2 separate regions of the Homo sapiens genome follow, and region 2 is linked to region 1. Evidence: chromatin loops called from intact Hi-C (ENCODE). Cell type or tissue: endothelial cell of umbilical vein. All regions are shown on one strand.

Region 1 (4,000 bases):
TTTAGGTATATACCCAGTAATGGGATTTCAGGGACAAATAGTATCTGTGTCTTTAGGTCTTTGAGGAATTGCTACACTGTCTAAAAAGCTCAATATCACTGATCACTAGAGAAATGCAAATCAAAACTACAATGCAATACCATCTCACACCAGTCAGAATGGCTATTATTAAAAAGTCAAAAAATAACAGGTGCTGGTAAGGTTGCAGGGAAAAAGGAATGCTTATACACTGTTGGTGGGGTGTACGTTAGTTCAGACATTGTGAAATGTTTTGATCTTATGTAGTCAATCTTATCTAAGGTTCTTATGTGGTGTCTGATTTTGAGCTCTGAATAGAAAAGCCTTCCCTACTCCAAGTTCACAAAAACAAAACAAATAAATAAACAAAAAACCTTACTGTGGCCAAGCAGGAATATAATTTCACTCAACAGGATCTGGTTGAAGATAGTTTAATGAAGGAACTATTCATGAAAGTACAGACAAGATAAAGAAAGTGGTGAGAAGTGCTAAGAACCCCAGGGACTGGCTTTGGTAGGAAGCCATCACCACTCCTGGCCTGAAGGGGTAAGAAGACAAGGTGTGCCTGCAACCATGTGAGACTGTGAGACCTGAATTAGGGGCCTCCTTGAAAGAGCTTAAGTGTGGCCATTCTTGTTGATTTTTCTGTATGAACATGGAATCAGCATGTCTAATTAAAATATAAAACAAATCTTTTGCTTTTATTGCTTTTGTTTTATTAATTAATTTAGGAAGACTTGTCATCTGTATGAGTTTATATCTTCCTATATACAATCGTCATACCTCTCAATTGTTCAAGGCTTAGTTTTCATCCTTCTGTAGGCTTCAATTTTTTTTTTTCAGAGAAGTCTTATATGATCCTACCTATATGGGGAAGGGTATTTTATCTTTTGTCATTATTGTTGTTGTCATATTGCTTTTACAAATGGTTGGTTTTTGTCCAGCATTTGTTCTGTCAGGTGGTTCTGTGATTGATTGAAAGCTCTTGCACTAGCAGTTCCATTTCAATGTGAGCTTTGCAACTTTAGGAGCTCAGGTGACATTGTTCACTAGTGAGTTCTCTTTCTGCCCTTCTTCTCTTCATTTCTTTGCTATCAGATTTGGCCAGTCTCAACCAGTGCAAGCAAAGTGACACCAAAATGTCTTAATTATTTCCCTGATATTTACATTTTAATTACAAAATACATATGTTGTCATTGTAGAAAAATAAAAAAGAACATAGAAGCTAAAAATATTACTGTAATATGTGAAATAAAAAGAACCCTTCCACTTCTTAATCACTTAATTATTATTTTTTCCTTTCATGGTCTATGTATTTTTTTTCAAACAGCTGAACAAAACTGATGCTATGTCAGTAAAAAAATAAAAATAAACCACTTACCAATTACAAATTATGTAAAAATGGACTCCTTAGGCAAAAATTATATATTTTAATTCTATAAATAATTGTTCATCTATATAAAGCAGTAGAATAATTTTCTGTTGAAGACTGTGTCATCTGATCAACCCCAGAACAGACTGAGGCTTCAGACTATGCTGGCAGCACAGTATCCTGCTGCTCTCTAGTGGCACATTTCAATATCTGCAGGCAGATTGACTAGGCAATGTTATTTCATTTTTGGATTTCTGGCTTGGAGCAAAGGAAAAATCAAAAATGATCCAAAAGTTTAGAGACAGTCAAAGCTATTAATTTGCTGGTGTTTTATCAAGTTCTGTGAGAGTGAATTAGTCTGAGTAGTATCTTTTTTTTTGTTCAATTCAAATAGTTGTTTCAATTAAATATATAAGACTATTTAAAAATTAATTCAAGAAACATTTTATTAGCATTAGCTAAATGCCAGACATTATGCTAGCCAGTGAAAACACAGTTCAGTAAAAGGTAGACCTTTATTTTGAAGGAGGTCACATAATAATAACACTGCCATAATGTGTCATACTGAATATAACAGCACAGTACAAAGAAAGTACAAAAAGGAAAAATAAATGTATTCACATTCCCTATTCTTGATCAATTTCAGATAGAAGGCCTTAATTTACAATGGTGTTATTTCCTCTAGTGCTTGACGTAAAGTTGACAGAGCTTGGTAGAAGAGAATAGTGTTTTTAATCAGTTTTCTCATTTTAAGACCATTTCCTCAAAATATCACTTAATTCACTATGCTCTAGTCTTTTCGATTAACTTTAAAAGCGTGCTAATCCACATGAAGCAACTCCTCGCCCCTATCCTTGACTGGGATTTTGTGCTATTTCGTACTAATTGGAGGAGAACCTCATGTGTGCTCCAACTGCATCTCCTTTAGGATCAGATGTTTTTCCTGGTCATTCTAATTACTGGAGAAAATCCTATTTCAAAAACCAAAGAAATCTGGAACCCTAACACAGTGCCTTCCCACTCCTACCCACTTATTTACAAATATCCCCATTATAAGAGGCTTTCTACCTGAAACCTTTTTTCCCCAATAGACATGAATAACACCTACAATCACCCTCCAGGTTGTCACACTCCACACTGGAATTTGTACTTTTATTTGTGAACACTCCTGCAGGGAGGGTAAGCTCTACAGATGGCTTAGTTCCCTTAGTACTGTGCTCATTCCTCTTCCTTCCAGCCTCCCTGGTCCTTAGAGCAGAATAATGGCTAAGCCTGAAGAGTGAGGAAAGGGTCCATGAAAAAGGAAATATTTGAGCTGAGTTTTAGATGACAACTCAGATTTCTCAAAAGAAGAAAGAAGAAAGGAAGAAACAACATTCTATTTAGGGAAAAAATCAGGTAAAGTTATCTGCATTAGTCTGTTTTCACACTGCCATAAAGAACTGCCCAAGACTGGGTAATTCATAAAGGAAAGAGGTTTAATTGACTCACAGTTCTGCATGGCTAGGGAGGCCTCAGAAAACTTACAATCAAGGAAGTTCAAGGGGAAATGACAACTTCTTCACAAGGTGGCAGGAAGAAGAACGAATGCAGGAGGAACTATCAAACACTTATAAAACCATCATGTCTTGTAAGAACTCACTCACTATCCTGAGAACAGCATGGGAAAACTGCCCCCATGATCCAATTACCTCCACCTGGTCTCTCTCTTGACATGTAGGGATTAAGGGGATTATAATTCAAGATGAGATTTGGGGGTACATAAAGCCTAACCATATTATTCCGCTCTTGGCCCCTCACAAATCTTACATCCCTTTCACATTTCAAAGCCAATCATGCCTTCCCAAAAGGGAAATAAAGAGTCCCCTTTTGGGAAAGCTTAACTTCCCAAAAATTAAGACTCCCCTTTTGGGAAGACATGATTGGTTTTGAAATGTATCAACTCATTCCAGCATTAACTTAAAAATTCAAATTCTTAACTCATTCCAGCATTAACCCAAAAGTCCAAGTCTCATCTGAGACAAGGCAAGTCCCTTCCACCTAGGAGCCTGTAAAGTCAAAAGCAAGTTAGTTCCTTCCAAGATACAATGGAGATACAGGCATTGGGTAAATGTTCCTATTTCAAATTGGAGAAATTGGCCAAAACAAAGGGACTACAGGTCCAATACAAGTCCAATTCTGGCTGGTTAGTTATTTGGTGAGTTCCAAAATGATCTCCTTTGACTCCATGTCTCACATTCATGGCACGCTGTTGCAAGAGGTGGGCTCCCATGGCCGTGTGCAGTTTGTGGCTATGCAGAGTACAGACCCTGTGGCTGTTTCATGGGCTCACATTGAGTGCCTGCAGCTTTTCTATGTGCACAGTGCAAGCTGTCAGTGGATCTACCATTCTGGGTTCTGGAGGATCATAGCCGTCTTCTCACAACTTCACTAGGCAATGTCCTTGTGGGGACTCTTTGTGGCAGCTCCAACCCCACATTTCCCTTCTGCATTGCCCTAGCAGAGGTTCCCCATGAGGGCTCCACACTTGCAGCAAACTTCTCCCTGGACATCCAGGCATTTCTATACATCTTCTGAAATCTAGGGGGAGGTTTCCAAACCTCAATTATT
Region 2 (4,000 bases), 680 kb after region 1:
AACCATTACAATCGTAAGCACATTAAAATTTTGACAAATTATTCTAGATGCTTTAAAGAAGTCAAATAGTGGGCATACTGCAGAGTTGACATTACACACATGACATATTTGAAAATGCAGGCTGGGCACGGTATCTCACGCCTGTAATCCCAGCACTTCGGGAGGCCGAGGCGGGTGGATCATGAGGTCAGGAGATGGAGACCATCCTGTCTAACACGGTGAAACCCCATCTCTACTAAAAATATAAAAAAATTAGCCAGGCGTGGTGGTGGGCGCCTGTAGTCCCAGCTACTCGGGAAGCTGAGGCAGGAGAATGCTGTGAACCCAGGAGGCGGAGCTTGCAGTGAGCGGAGAGCACGCCACTGCACTCCAGCCTGGGCGACAGAGCCAGACTCCGTCTCAAAAAAATAAAAAGGAAAAAAAAAAAGAAAATGCAATTCTCTTCCCCTTCCCCCAAGTTTCTCTTTCTTCATCCTTATTTTTGTTAATGGTTCTACCACATTCCACATTACCAAAGCTCATAACCATCGTGACCCTTTATGCTTCCCTCTTCTCCTGCCCATCATATTCAATCAGGTGCCAATCCTCTCCTTGTCTGCTTCAACACCCTGGTGACATTGCAAAGAACATTAAGTAAGAGCATTTACTTGGAAAACAAACTTGACAAACTCTCTAGCATGTCATAAAAATTAAATAAAGATTGACTATAATTATTATTTATTGCACTGTAAGTTTTCTGGCCTGTAAGAAGAGCAAGAGAATTTTACATTCCACTTTCACTTTCAGAAAGTGTTGGAAAGTTTCAGGGAGGAAGGAAAGAGTACTGGTCAATAACCTGCTCTGTGTCCTTAGACAACTTAACATCTCAAAGCCTACATTTTGAAATCTGTAAAACAGTGATGCTAACTAATAATAATCACCCTATCTCAGTGCTGTGGAGGATAAAATGAGAAATGAATTCAAAGCTGTTCTGCAAAATTTGAGCAATATATACTTATAATTTCAATTCTCTTTTTAAAATACAAAGTGAAAATAAACAGGTTGGACTACGTGATAGGTTTAAGATAAAATTCTAGCCGGGCGCAGTATCGTGCCATTGCACTCCAGACTGGGTGACAGAGCAAGACTCCGTCTCAAAAAAAAAAAAAGATTCTGCAGAAAATATAATCTTCACCTCACAGGAACAATGCTTTATGGACCTTGTGACAGTTAAGGTGTCACAGCAGATAGCCAAGGCTGCTTCTGCTTTCTGTAATGAAATTATCATTCTTTACAAAAGAAAATCTGAATTACATTTATATTTTTTATTTCTTCTTTTTCATGAAGATGGTTAGGGTTGCAGTCATATGCTATGAACTGAATCAGGATGAAAAGGCATAGTTAAACTTTTCATTTTGTAGCATAAACAGTTTTTTATGTTTTAACCTTTTATGTGGGAATAATTTTAAACTTACAAAAGCATTAGAAAGATAGCACAGTGAGTTTCCATACACTTCAAACAGCACTTGGAATAATGCAGTAAATACAAAAATCCCATTCCTTGAGGAGCTTACATTCTGTATATGATGTATCTAAAAATAAAAATAGATATACAGCCAAATGTGAGCAAAAGTTAGTTCTGGGCAATTTTTATTTTCTCCTTTAAACTTTCTGGTATTTCCACATTTCAAAATCAAATAAAAATAGACACTTTCCTCTAATGTATTATTCACATGGTGTCAAGATTAGTTAGCACTATAAAATTAACCTTATACTGGAAGACTTAAATTAAGCCGTCTTGACAATTTCAAATTCATCTGTTTCCTTTTCTGACAGTTGAATTTCTGTAGCTAGAAACTGTCTCCTTTCCCTAAGGTCCCTAATTGTAAGGTGGACCTTGAATGCCCTCTGCTGGCCAGACAACATCAGCAGAAAAAGACAGTGAAAAGAAACCAAGAAAAATCACAGCGCAGTCACCATTCTCTTTACACATGTATTTGTCCCTCATTCTTTCATTCAAAAGACACTCACTGTGTGCCTATTATGTGCTAGACACTATAGCTGGAAATACAAAAGATATAAGATGTAATCTCTGTCCTTGAAATCACCCTATACTTTTTTCCAGGAAATTACCAAGTCTCAGAAAATTTCTTGGGCCTGGGACTCAAGAAAAAGCACCAACTCTTGCAAGAAAGGATGATTGGTATGTATTTATGCTGGGCTATGAAAATAACTTCTTTCTCCATGAAAATCAGGAAAATAACATCTATCTATGAAAGGATACAATATCCTTTGGAAGATACTGAACATTTAAACTTCAAATTTCCATAATACACTACAGTCAGTATACAGTAAGAGACCTGACATTAAAGGAGAAAAAAGACCCAAGAACTTGAGTACAAATGTGGTCAGTTGTCCTCAGAAAAGTTAGGTACATTCTTGGTTCTTTCCTAACTTAGACATGATTTAAATATTCACATCATTGCAAACTACAAAATTTCAGAAAACAAAATTCTAGCAGACATTTCATTTCTACCCCCATTATTACACAACTAGTAGTTATCTGCTTGATGTGGTGAGCAAACATGATATTCCAGGAATGACATCCCTAAAATAAACATTGTCTACAATTGATACTTTAACCAGAAATGTATGGCAGACAGCTGGGATTTGAGAGCCGCTTAAACATCTACTAGTGGGTCAGTACAACTTGCAAGCTCATTGTTTTTTGTTTTGTAAGTTTTTTTCTTTTGCTTTGCAGTGAATGCAGCAGGACTCACTGTTTTTGTATCCAAGGAGTTTGATCCTTTTGAGCTGTGGTAGTATAAAAATTGCAGAAACATGAGAAACTACAAAGGTGTGAATTTTACAATAAGACATTAGAACTTTCCAACCAAAGATTGAAAGAACTTTCAAATCTTTCCAACGTAGATTTGAACAAAATCTACGTTGTCATTTGTCTCCACCAGTTGGCTCCACCCAAAAAAAGACCACATCACTCTTTGCAAATCCACTATAATGAATTAGTTTAACAGTGTATCTTCACTTAGCCCAAGCTTTTTTCATTGTTGCATAGTAATAGGACTTCATAATAAAGATCGGACACCCCTGGGAGGAATTTTGGCAACTTTTATGAGCATGTTTGTCAGTGCCAATGATTTGAGGTGCTATTCATGTGTGCTACTAGATGTCTCATAACGCATAGGGAAGAGCCAGACTAGGAATATTTGGTTCATACTCGGCATGACTTTCAAATGCCCCAACAGATTTTCATGCAGGTAAATAAAACAATTTGTTTATCTGAGCCTATAACTAATTCTTATTTATCTATAACACAATATATTTTTTGCCCAATGTTAACACAAGCAAAATATTTTAAGCTCATCTCCTCATCTTAATCATGGGAAGATTGTACTTTGTTTTTGTTCAAACTTTTCCAAGAGTTCTCTACATTGTGGAAATGTCCCTACAGGCAGCACCACTCATGGCATTTGAGCCAATAGCATATACTTATATCACTGGCATTTGTAGCTGATGCAAATACTTCTCAGTAAAAAATTGAGACACCATTAATAGTAATTGATAGGAGGTCAGCAGTTCGAGAACAGCCTGGCCAACATGGTGAAACCCTGCCTCTACTAAAAATACAAAATTAGCTGGGCATGGTGACACATGCCCATAATCCTAGCTACTCTGGAGGCTGAAGTAGGAGGCCTGCTTGAACCTGGGAAGTGGAGGTTGCAGTGAGCCAAGATCGCACCATTGCACTCTAGCCTGGGTGACAAGAGTGAAACTCCAGCTCAAAAAAAAAAAATTGTAATTGATAGACGTGAAATGTAATGATCTCATCGCATTTTATTAATGTCTATTATTTTAATTTTGTGGCATAATGATAAGAAATCTTGAAATTGCCTCTTGTTCTTCAGTCTTTTCCTATCTTTTCAATCTTCCACTCCCAGAGATCTGCCACGAAACTTCTCTGTTGTCCCCTGTACTGCTATTTCTTTTTTCTTTCTTTCTT

What was found. Peaks named below come from ENCODE experiments on the same cell type or tissue, not always from the same donor. Only the 100,000 strongest peaks of a DNase experiment are listed, where the experiment ranks them.
Region 2: a loop joins it to region 1, with 11 times the contacts of the local background. A loop is called at or near these places in 14 of 110 quality-filtered maps.

What each region holds. Positions count from the first base shown.
Region 1 is chr4:69,879,786-69,883,785 of GRCh38, forward strand. No RefSeq gene overlaps it. Among named protein-coding and RNA genes, the nearest start is that of SULT1E1, 22 kb to the left of the region's middle. In endothelial cell of umbilical vein, a CTCF peak has its summit at 1,600 (motif pointing left); a DNase peak (open chromatin) is centred at 1,586; H3K27ac peaks cover 430 bases.
Region 2 is chr4:70,557,537-70,561,536 of GRCh38, forward strand. No RefSeq gene overlaps it. Among named protein-coding and RNA genes, the nearest start is that of AMBN, 33 kb to the right of the region's middle. In endothelial cell of umbilical vein, a CTCF peak has its summit at 1,888 (motif pointing left); a DNase peak (open chromatin) is centred at 1,875.